2 separate regions of the Homo sapiens genome follow, and region 2 is linked to region 1. A link is a loop called in an ENCODE intact Hi-C map of the cell type or tissue named here. Cell type or tissue: Calu3. All regions are shown on one strand. Each heading gives the region's core, and the rest is flanking DNA. Links, peaks and the distances in the headings are about the cores only. Region 1 overlaps MSN (moesin). Region 2 has its middle 150 kb from the start of MSN.

Region 1 (5,380 bases), core at 323-5,322:
ATTTTGGGTTTTTAAAAAGTTGGAAAGAAAAACAAACACAAAAGAATTCCCATTCCTGTCTCCACTTAACTCAGAAGCAAATGTGAGTCCTGTTAGCAGCACTGTAAACCAGTACAACCACTGTGGACAACAGTATGGAGGTTTCTCAGAAAACTAAAAATAGGACTACCATATGATCCAGCAATCCCACTACTAGCCATTTATTTATCCAAAGGAAAAAAAATCAGTATATCCAAGAGATATCTGCACCCTCGTGTTTACTGCATCACTACATCACAATAGCCAAGATATGGAATCAACCCAAGTGTCCAAAACCAGATGAATGGATAAGGAAAATGTGGCATATATACATAATGGAATATTATTCAGCCATAAAAAATGAAATCCTGGCCAGGCACAGTGGCTCATGCCTGTAATCCCAACACTTTGGGTGGCTGAGATGGGCAGATCACCTGAAGTCAGGAGTTCAAGACCAGCCTGGCCAACACAGCAAAACCCCGTCTCTACTAAAACTACAAAAATTAGCCAGGTGTGATGGCGTGTGCCTGTAATCCCAGCTACTCAGGAGGCTGAGGCAGGAGAATCTCTTGAACCCGAGAGGCGGAGGTTGCAGTGAGCCAAGATCATGCCACTGCACTCCAGCCTGGGCAACAGAGCAAGACTCCGTCTCAAAATAAATAAATAAATAAATAAAAATCCTGTCATTTGCAGCAACATGGATGAGCCTGAAGGACATTATGTTAAGTGAAATAAGCCAGGCACAGAAAGTTAAACACCCCGCCAAGCACGGTGGCTCACACCTGTAATCCCCGCACTTTGAGAGGCCAATGTGGGCGGATCACCTGAGGTCAGGAGTTCAAGACCAGCTTGGCCAACATGGCAAAACCCCATCTCTACTAAAAATACAAAAATTAGCTGGGCATGGTGGCACACACCTGTAATCCCAGCTACTCGGGAGGCTGAAGCAGGAGAATCGCTTAAACCTGGGAGGCAGAGGTTGCAGTGAGCCAAGATCATGCCACTGCACTCCAGCCTGGGCAACATAGTGAGACCCTGTCTCACAAAAAGAAATGATAAATGTTTGAGATGGTGAGTATGCTAATTACTCTGATCTGATCACTATATATTGTATATATCAAAACACTGCTATGTACCCCATAAATATGTACAATTTATGTATGCATTTATTATGATGTGTCAGGTTAAAAAAATCAAAATTAGGCTGGGTACAGCAGCTCACACCTGTAAATCCCAACACTTTGGGAGACCAAGGTGGGAGGACAGCTTGAAGCCAGAAGCTAGAGATCATCCTGGGCAATATAGCAAGACCATCTCTATTTAAAAAAAAAAATCAAGTTAAAAAATAATAAAAATTTTAAAATTAAAAATTAGAAAAAAACTAAGTCATGAGGACAAGGCCATTGGTCTATGCTCTCCTGTTTTCTGTGTACGTGTCAGAGGTAGCAGGGAGTAAGGGTAGTAACAGCTGGGGCCTGAAAGTGATAGATAGGATAGAAGTCCTGATCAAAGAAGGTCCCTTTGTTCTCTCTTAGATTAATCAGGGATTCAAGAGTGCAAGATGGGCTGCAGGCCCAGACCCACTGCCACAGAGGGCCCACTGGATGCTCACCCTTAGTAGGCACCCATGGTCTTCTTTTCGGGCCTAGACGCTGCTCTCTCCCTAAAGAGAAGACAGTGGTCTTGTTTGGGAGGAAAGAACCTAAAAATGAAGTTTCCAAAGTTGGCAGAAAATTCCCAGCCAGTCCTTCAGTTTGACAGGAATACAGGAGCTGACCCGGATGGGGTAGCATTTCAAGATGTAGTCCCCAGAAGAGAACTGTTTATATGCCTAGATCCCTGCCTAAGCCAGGCCCTGAGGATCTAGGCACAGCATGAGGTTAAAGACTGTGTCTCAGAAGAACATTAAGGTTTGAAGGAACAATAACAAAATGTCTGCATGTGTGTTTGGGGAAGGAGGAGTGTCATCCTCTCACATGCACTGGCCCTCCCACCTGTTGCCCAAGAACAATAAGCCCACTGTTATTTACTGAGCAATTCAACATAGACGCTTCCCACACCAAGCACTTCACTAAGCACAAACAAACTCATCTCGGTGGTACACTGTCCAAAGCCTTCAACAAACTGGGTTCTCTCTCATGTCTCCAGTTAGCTGGGCTGAGACACAAAAGTAACCAGGCCAGATGCTACCTCTGTCTTGGCACCAGCAGCTGAGAGGTACTTTGGTGTCTGGGCCTGCCAGTTTCAAATAAGCAACCCTCTCTTTGCCTATCATCAGAAGCACCCAGGTGAGCTGTAGCCCAGCTACAGCAAAAGGGATTAGCAATGGTTTCCCCTCACCTACCCCATGTCACTGAACTATAAGATGGCTCTTTCCTGGAGAGAAGTTTGGAAGAGTCAGAGAGAAAAGCAGAGAGTAAGTCAAATAATTACAAGTAACTTGCCTGGAGCATGGACCTCCGAGCTGAGGGGATGAACATTACCATCCCCACTTCATAGATGAGAAAACTGAAGTGCATAGAGGCAGGTGACAGAAGGATGGAAATGAACACTTACTGAATGCCAACAATGTGTCGGCCTCATCACACACAGTCTCACTTAACATCACTGAGGTCACATTTACTCAGCCAACAAGTAGTGGAGGCGGGTCTTCTGGACATTCCTGGAGCTCCTTCCACAACTCCACCCACCTCTCCTGTCATGTTGTCTTCAGACACTGGCTTGGCAACTATTTTGGCTAAGACTCAAACATTCTGGCATAGGAAGCCTGGGCACATCTGGGAAGCACTGCTTGGGAAGGTCCCCTTGTCTCACTGGGGCAGAGGTTGTGAGTCAGCCCAGTTGGGTCTGAGCTCAATGACCTCATTTCCACCTGCCACCTCCCCAGGGGGCCACCCCTGCTGGGCTTTCAGTGGGGCTGCTGGTGTAGAGAAGAAGGCAAGTATAAGTGGGGCAGGGGAGCCAGAAGAAGGATGTGCCCTACCAACGCAATCCCAGAGTTCTAGTATCTTCCTTGGCCAGAGAATAGTCATCACAGCGTCACTCACACTGCCTTCATCAGGTCGGAAGCTAAACTCCATTGTTTAGGCTCCAGTTCCCACCATTTCCTGCTACTAAGAGTGGGGCCAAGGCAGGGCAGGGCAGGTCCTGGTCTGTTTTGCCTCTCTGGATGACAGCACTGTCTCAACTAGCTTTTTTCCATAAGAGGGAAAACAAGGTTTGCTTTGAATCTTTAGCCTAGGGGCCATTCTGCTCCTCCTCCTCTTCCTTCACTGACTAACTCACTTCTCAGCAAGTCAGCCTCTTCCCTGTTGACTTGGAAGTGGTAACTGGTACAGTTATCTGCTAGGACCTCTTCCAGACTCTCAATACAGCCCATAAAACCTGACTGGGGTTAACCTTTCCTATGCCTGTGCCTTTTCCCAGTAGCTTCTAGAAAGGAGAACAACACCCAACCTCACTCACACCTTAATGGGTTAGCAGTATTTCTTCAACCACTCCAACTGCTCCAGAGGGCGTCAGAGACAAGGGTCCCCTTTCATTTGTTTTGACCCAGCCCTGTCATCCGAAGCTCCTCAAGAAGCATTTCAACTGGAAGACAAGGGCACACTGGAAACTGAGAGTTACTCCTCCAATTACCATATGTGTGAGGGTTAGCAATGGAAATATAACCACCTTGTCCCTGTGGGAGCAGAGTTCAGGTCAGAGGTGAAAATTGAAAGAAAAAAATCAGAAACAGTGATGTCACTTTAGCAAGTTAGTTTCTTCGTTAATCCAGCCGTAATTGCATGGCCTTTTGTTCAACCTCAGGCCCAGGTAAACCCCTCTTGTTTTTCTCTCCACACGTGAAAGTCAGGAAGAAAACCATCTGCTTAGTGTCTGAACCTAACTTCAGTTCTTACTTTCAAAATCACCTTAGCCAAACCATACCCCCAGGGCAAATACTCTCCAGCCCCAACTCATCTCTCCTTCTTAGGCACATGGGCTGACACACCAGCTCCTTAGCATGGCCATTCCTCTTTTTACATTTTCTCATTATTTCAACCCATGCATCCTAGAATCTCATATGGCTTCTCCCTTCTGAACTTCAACTTGTCCTCTAAGAAAATAAACAGTCCAGAATCCCAAACTGTCAGACCTGAAAAAGACGTCAGAGATCACTCGATTCGAACCTTGCAACATACAGCTGGGGAAACTGAGGTCCAAAGAAAGGTAGGCACTGGCCCAGAGCCACACAGCTGCTAGGCAGTGTGGGAGGAGGGGCTAAAAACCTGGCTTTTGAGGCTGGGCGCGGTGGCTCACACTTGTAATCCCAGCACTTTGGGAGGCCAAGGTGGGAGGATCACCTGAGGTCAGGAGTTCGAGACCAGCCTGACCAATATGGTGACATCCTGTTTCTCCTAAAAATACAAAAAATTAGCCAGGCATGGTGTTGTGTGCCTGTTGTCCCAGCTACTAGGGCGGCTGAGACAGGAAAATTGCTTGAACCCGGGAAGCGGAGATTGCAGTGAGCCAAGATTGCGCCACTGCACTCCAGCCTGGGTGACGGAGCAAGACTCCATCTCAAAAAAAAAAAAAAAACCTGGCTTTTGATCCACTAGCCTATTTAGTAAGCCATAGTGCCAGCCTGACATTTAGAAAACAGTAGATACTTCAAGCATACTATTATTGATCTAAAAAAAAAACTATGTGGAGGAGGCTGGATCAATTTGTTTCCGTGAAAAACTCCAAGCTGGCACTGCTTGGAAGTTTAGCTTTCAACAGAGGGCAGGCCTAACTTTCAGGATCTGAGACAATCACCACCACCCATTCTAGGGAGACTAAATATTTTATAACACCATGGAAGGAGAACTCAGAGAGCCCTGTTTCCAGAACTGTTTTCTTTGGAAAAACTTGAATAGCAACTGGTTGGGAAGGCCCCCAGTAATAGGCATAGCCAAGACTCAAGCTGGGGATTGAGGAGGGCACAGAGCAGAGAAAGAGGAAGGGAATTTGAGTAATGGGTTCATATCCAGGCAGCCAAGAACAACAGATTCCTTCAACTCCCATAAAACTTCAAAGCTGCTGAAATAAAAGAAGTGCAGACCCATCATTAATAAAGTAAGTCTCCAGATGGGCAAAGCCCCTATCCGGGGCCACACCTAGCTGGGCTTCACTCTTTAGCGTCACTTTCCTGCTTGACCCAGCTTCCTGCCAGCAAGTTTTACAGGAAGTATTTGTAGACTGGAAACTGACCATTTTTGGCTGCCTGAATATGCCAGCTCTGCCCAGGGTGCCAGAAGAGGGCTCTATTCCCTCTGCTTAGGAACAGACTCCAGCAACCTCCAGCATCATACTTCTGAAGCACACTGGAGCTGATCCA
Region 2 (5,380 bases), core at 215-5,214, 120 kb before region 1:
GGCTTTTGTTGCCATTGCTTTTGGTGTTTTGGACATGAAGCCCTTGCCCATGCCTATGTCCTGAATGGTAATGCCTAGGTTTTCTTCTAGGGTTTTTATGGTTTTAGGTCTAACGTTTAAGTCTTTAATCCATCTTGAATTAATTTTTGTATAAGGTGTAAGGAAGGGATCCAGTTTCAGCTTTCTGCATATGGCTAGCCAGTTTTCCCAGCAACATTTATTCAATAGGGAATCCTTTCCCCATTGCTTGTTTTCATCAGGTTTGTCAAAGATCAGATAGTTGTAGATATGCGGTGTTATTTCTGAGGGCTGTGTTCTGTTCCATTGATCTATATCTCTGTTTTGGTACCAGTACCATGCTGTTTTGGTTACTGTAGCCTTGTAGTTTAGTTTGAAGTCAGGTAGAATGATGCCTCCAGCTTTGTTCTTTTGACTTAGGATTGACTTGGTGATGTGGGCTGTTTTTTGGTTCCATATGAACTTTAAAGTAGTTTTTTCTAATTCTGTGAAGAAAGTCATTGGTAGCTTGATGGGGATGGCATTGAATCGATAAATTACCTTGGGCAATATGGCCATTTCTCTTTAGCTTTTTAGCCTTCTGAGCTCCAGAATTTGGCAACCATCTTAAGGCAAAAACCAGCTATTCATAGGCTCAGCTCTCTGCCTTTCTCATGTAACTGTGCTCTGCCATATTCTCCTGTTTTGTTTCTCCAGCACCAAGGCACTACCAAAAGCTCTGTTGGTTTCTCTAACTCTCAGCAGCAGCCTTCTGACTGGGGCCATGTCTGTGTTTTCAGCCTACTGCAAACCAGAAAGCAGAAAATACCCACAAAGAAAAAGTAGCTGTACAAATGTTAGTTCACCTCTCTGCAGATTTTACAGGCTCATAGGTGGAAGGAGCTTGCCTTGTCTCAGATGAGACTTTGAATTGTGGAATTTTGGGTTAATGCTGAAATGAGTTAAGAGTTTGGGGGACTGTTGGGAAGGCATGATTGGTTTTGAAATGTGAGGACATGAGATTTGGCAGGGGCTGGGGTGGAATAATATGGTTTGGCTCTGTGTCCCCACCCAAATCTCATCCTGAGTTGTACTCCCATAATTGCCATATGTTATGGGAGGGACCCAGTGGGAGACAATTGAATCACGGGGGTGGTTTCCCCCATACTGTTCCCATGGTAGTGAATAAGTCTCACAAATCTGATGATTCTATCAGGGATTTCTGCTTTTGCGTCTTCCTCATTCTCTCTGCTTACTGCTGTCCATGTAAGATCTGACTTGATCCTCCTTGCCTTCTGCCATGATTGTGAGGTTTCCCCTGCCACGTGGAACTGTAAGTCCAATTAAACCTTTTTCTTTTGTAAATTGCCCAGTCTCAGGTTTGTCTTTATCAGCAGCGTGAAAACGGACTAATACACCAACCTACACCATCCTACCTTGGTCTTAAGATACCTGCACGCACACACACCCTCACCTACACTATTTCTCATTCCCTGATTTTGCAACTTGCCTTGCATCCTAACATCAAATCTAAAATGGTCTTTCTGACATTCCAATTTCTTTTTAGCAGCAACATAGCAACAATATTTTGTTGTCTTACTTTGAACCGTGATTAGTTAAAGTCCCCAGATATCATGACACCAAATAGTTGCCAGGCTAGGCCTCCTCCTTTACTTCTCATGAAATTCATTAAAAAAAAAAAAAAACTTTTATTTTAGGTTCAGGGGTACATGTGCAAGTTTGTTATGTAGGTAAACTTGTGTCACTTTTTTTGTAAAGATTATTCCATCACATACGTACTAAGCTTAGTACCCAATAATTATTTTTCCTGATCATCTCTCTTCTCCCACCCTCCACCCTCAAGTAGGCCCCAGTGTCCGTTGTTCCCCTCTCTATGTCCATGTGTTTGAATCTTTTAGCTCCCACTTATAAGTGAGGGCATGTGGTGTTTTGTTTGCTGTTCATGCATTAGTTTGCCAAGGATAATGGCCTCCAGCACCATCTATGTTCCTGCAAAGGACATGATCTCATTCTTGTTTATAGCTGCATATTATTCCATGGTTTATATGTACATTTTCTTTATGCAGTCTGTCATTGATGGGCATTTAGGTTGATTCCATGTCTTTGGTATTGTGAATAGTGCTGGGGTGAATATACACATGCATGTGTCTTTATGGTAGAAGTATTTATATTGTTTTGAGTATATACCCAGTAATGGGATTACTGGGTTTAATAGTAGTTCTGTTTTTAGCTCTTTGAGGAATCACCACACTGCTTTCCACAATGGCTGAACTCCCACCAACAGTATATAAGTGTTCTCTTGGCAGACAAGTCAGCTCACCGGAGGCGGAGGCAGCGTGGCGGCTGGGGTGTGGCGCAGGACCGAGCCCTGGCGGAGCAGGGCCGCGGGGCGGGCGGGTGAGCCCTGGGCGAGGTGGCCTCTGCTTGCTCAGTGTCCCCGCGCCATTGTTGGGGGAGGGGGCTGCTGCTGAGCGAGGCAGAGTAGGGCGCAAGCGAAGGCGCCAGAGGCGGCGGAGAGGGGCGGAGGCGCCCCATGGGGAACACGCTGACTTGTTGCGTGTCCCTCAATGCCAGCCCCAAGCTGGGCCGGCGCGCCGGATCCCCGCGTCCGACATCTACGAGGCGGCGTCCGGGGACGAGGTGGCGGTAGCGCCTGCTGCTGCGGAGCCTCCCGAGTTTGATTTCGGAGAAGGCGAGGGCCACCACCTGCAGCACATCAGCGACCGCGAGATGCCCAAAGATTTAGCATTGGAGTCAAACCCTTCTGACCATCCAAGGGCAAGCACAATTTTCCTGCGCAAATCTCAAACGGATGTGAGAGAAAAGAGGAAGAGCAACCATTTAAACCATGTATCTCCAGGGCAGCTTACTAAAAAGTATAGCTCATGCTCAACAATATTTCTATATGACAGCACAGTCAACCAGCCTAACCTTAGAACCACAGTAAAATGTGTGACCTTAGCAATATATCACCACATAAAGAACAGAGATGCAAATAGATCCCTGGATATTTTTGATGAGAGATCACATCCACTTACACGAGAAAAAGTTCCAGAAGAATAGTTTAAGCATGATCCTGAGCACAAATTTATTTACAGATTTGTTCATACTCCTTTTAGTGCTGCACAGCTAACAGCTGAATGTGCAATAGTAACTTTGGTTTACTTAGAAAAGCTTTTAACTTATGCTGAAACCAACATTTGTCCCACTAACTGGAAAAGGATTGGTCTGCGAGCCATTCTTGCCTCCAAGGTTTGGAACCATCAGGCTGTATGGAATATGGACTACTGCCAGATCTTCAAGGACATTACAGGTGAGGACATGAATGAAATGGAAAGGCATTTTTTGATGCTTCTTCAGTTTAATCTTAATGTTCCTGCCAGTGTTTATGCCAAATACTACTTTGATCTTCGCTCCTTAGCAGATGACAATAACCTGAATTTTCTATTTGCTCCTCTTAGCAAAAAAAGAGCACAGAACCTAGAGGCTATTTCTAGATTGTGTGAAGACAAAGACTTGTGGAGAGCCCTATGAGAAGGTCTTTCAGCACTGATGACTTCATTGGTATTCAGCACTCTAAAGCCATCCTCTCTTAAAGGGAGAAATGAGGGGTTATAACGTCACAGGACCTTTATCTACAAAGACTGGAGAAATATCACCTTTCCTGCTCAAAACCCAGCAAAATTAGTGTTTTCATTAAAAGGATAGATCTCGAATTCAAGAGATTCATGGACAACAAGGATTGTACTCCATAGAAAAGAATGGGACCTTGTCAATGCAACAAAACATTCTTCTGTCCTTTTTAATGTAAACAGAGTTACAAAAAACACTCCAAAGTGAAGGTTCCTTTCCCACACAGATATTTGCTTACTATATGGGCTGATAGCTGTGAACTATGTAAGGTTTTTTTAAACAATAGTTTAAATTTTTAAACTTTAAAGACACTAACCATATAACTTTTATGCTTTTTCCAATTTTTCTCCCTCCCCACATTTTGCTGCATATGCCTTTAGAATCAATGCAGTATTATCATTAAAACATGGTACTCTAAAGACACTTAGGAGCAGACTGCACCATTGTTAGGTAATGAAGGATTCTTCCTCCCTACCATTGAAGCTGCTAGTCATAGGCAATCATTTTAAGCCAAAAACCTGCTGGATAACATTTGTCATTCATATTCTTTGCAAACATTACTTTAGCATTTTAGCATGTTTGGGGTCATAAACAGAGGAAGTATCGTTATTGATATCTACTTCTTTTATTTATTTATTTTTTATTATACTTTAAGTTCTGGGGTAATGTGCAGAACGTGCAGTTTTGTTACACAGGTATACATGTGCCATGGTGGTTTGCTGCACCCATCAACCCGTCACCTATATTAGGTATTTCTCCTAATGCTATCCCTCCCCTATCCCCCCACCCCCCAACAGGCCTCGGTGTGTGATATTTCCCTCCCTGTGTCCATGTGTTCTCATTGTTCAACTCCCACTTATGAATGAGAACATGCAGTGTTTAGTTTTCTGTTCTTGTGATAGTTTTCTGAGAATGATGGCTTCCAGCTTCATCCATGTCCCAGCAAAGGACATGAACTCATCCTTTTTTATGGCTGCATAGTATTCCATGGTGTGTATGTGCCACATTTTCATAATCCAGTCTATCACTGATGTACATTTGGGTTGGTTCCAAGTCTTGCTATTGTGAATAGTGCTGCAATAAACATACATGTGCATGTGTCTTTATAGTAGCATGATTTATAATCCTTTGGGTATATACCCAGTAATGGAATCACTGGGTCAAATGGTATTTCTAGCTCTATATCCTTGAGGAATCACCACACTGTCTTCCACAATGGTTGAACTAATATTACACTCCTACCAACAGTGTAAAAGCATTCCTATTTCTCCACATCCTCTCCAGCATCTGCTGTTTCCTGACTTTTTAAAGATCACCATTCTAACTGGCATGACATGGATTTGCATTTCTCTAATGACCAGTGATGATGAGCATTTTTTCATATCTTTGTTGGCTGCATGACTTCTCCTTCTTCTATTGGGGTCCATGTTGCATTTCTTGTGAACTAAGAATGATGCTTCTCATTTTCTGATAATTTTTCCCTTGTTAAATAAGTGTATTAATACATATTTTCATAATGCCAACCAACATGGTGGCTTAGTGACAATGAAAAAAAAAAGTAAAGCGGTTTTAAGCTTTAATATAGCTCAGGCCCTCGAAGGCACTGCAGCGTGAGTATAAATGCTATGAACCTTTTAAAAAACATCGTTTGAAAAAATTTTTTTAAGAGATGAGGTCTTGCTCTGTTGTCCAGGCTGGAGTGCAGTGGCTGTTCACAGGTGCAATCATG

The links. Peaks named below come from ENCODE experiments on the same cell type or tissue, not always from the same donor. Only the 100,000 strongest peaks of a DNase experiment are listed, where the experiment ranks them.
Region 2: a loop joins it to region 1, with 3 times the contacts of the local background. A loop is called at or near these places in 1 of 110 quality-filtered maps.

Annotation. Positions count from the first base shown.
Region 1 is chrX:65,703,991-65,709,370 of GRCh38, reverse strand. All of the region lies in intron 1 of MSN (moesin), which reads right to left. Among named protein-coding and RNA genes, the nearest start is that of MSN, 39 kb to the right of the region's middle. RefSeq lists an enhancer at 2,726-2,785 and a silencer at 5,044-5,216. In Calu3, for the core only: no CTCF peak of the experiment used is centred there; DNase peaks (open chromatin) are centred at 2,750 and 5,260.
Region 2 is chrX:65,819,421-65,824,800 of GRCh38, reverse strand. It overlaps the pseudogene CCNYL5. Among named protein-coding and RNA genes, the nearest start is that of MSN, 150 kb to the right of the region's middle. RefSeq lists a silencer at 2,339-2,488. In Calu3, for the core only: no CTCF peak of the experiment used is centred there; a DNase peak (open chromatin) is centred at 2,450.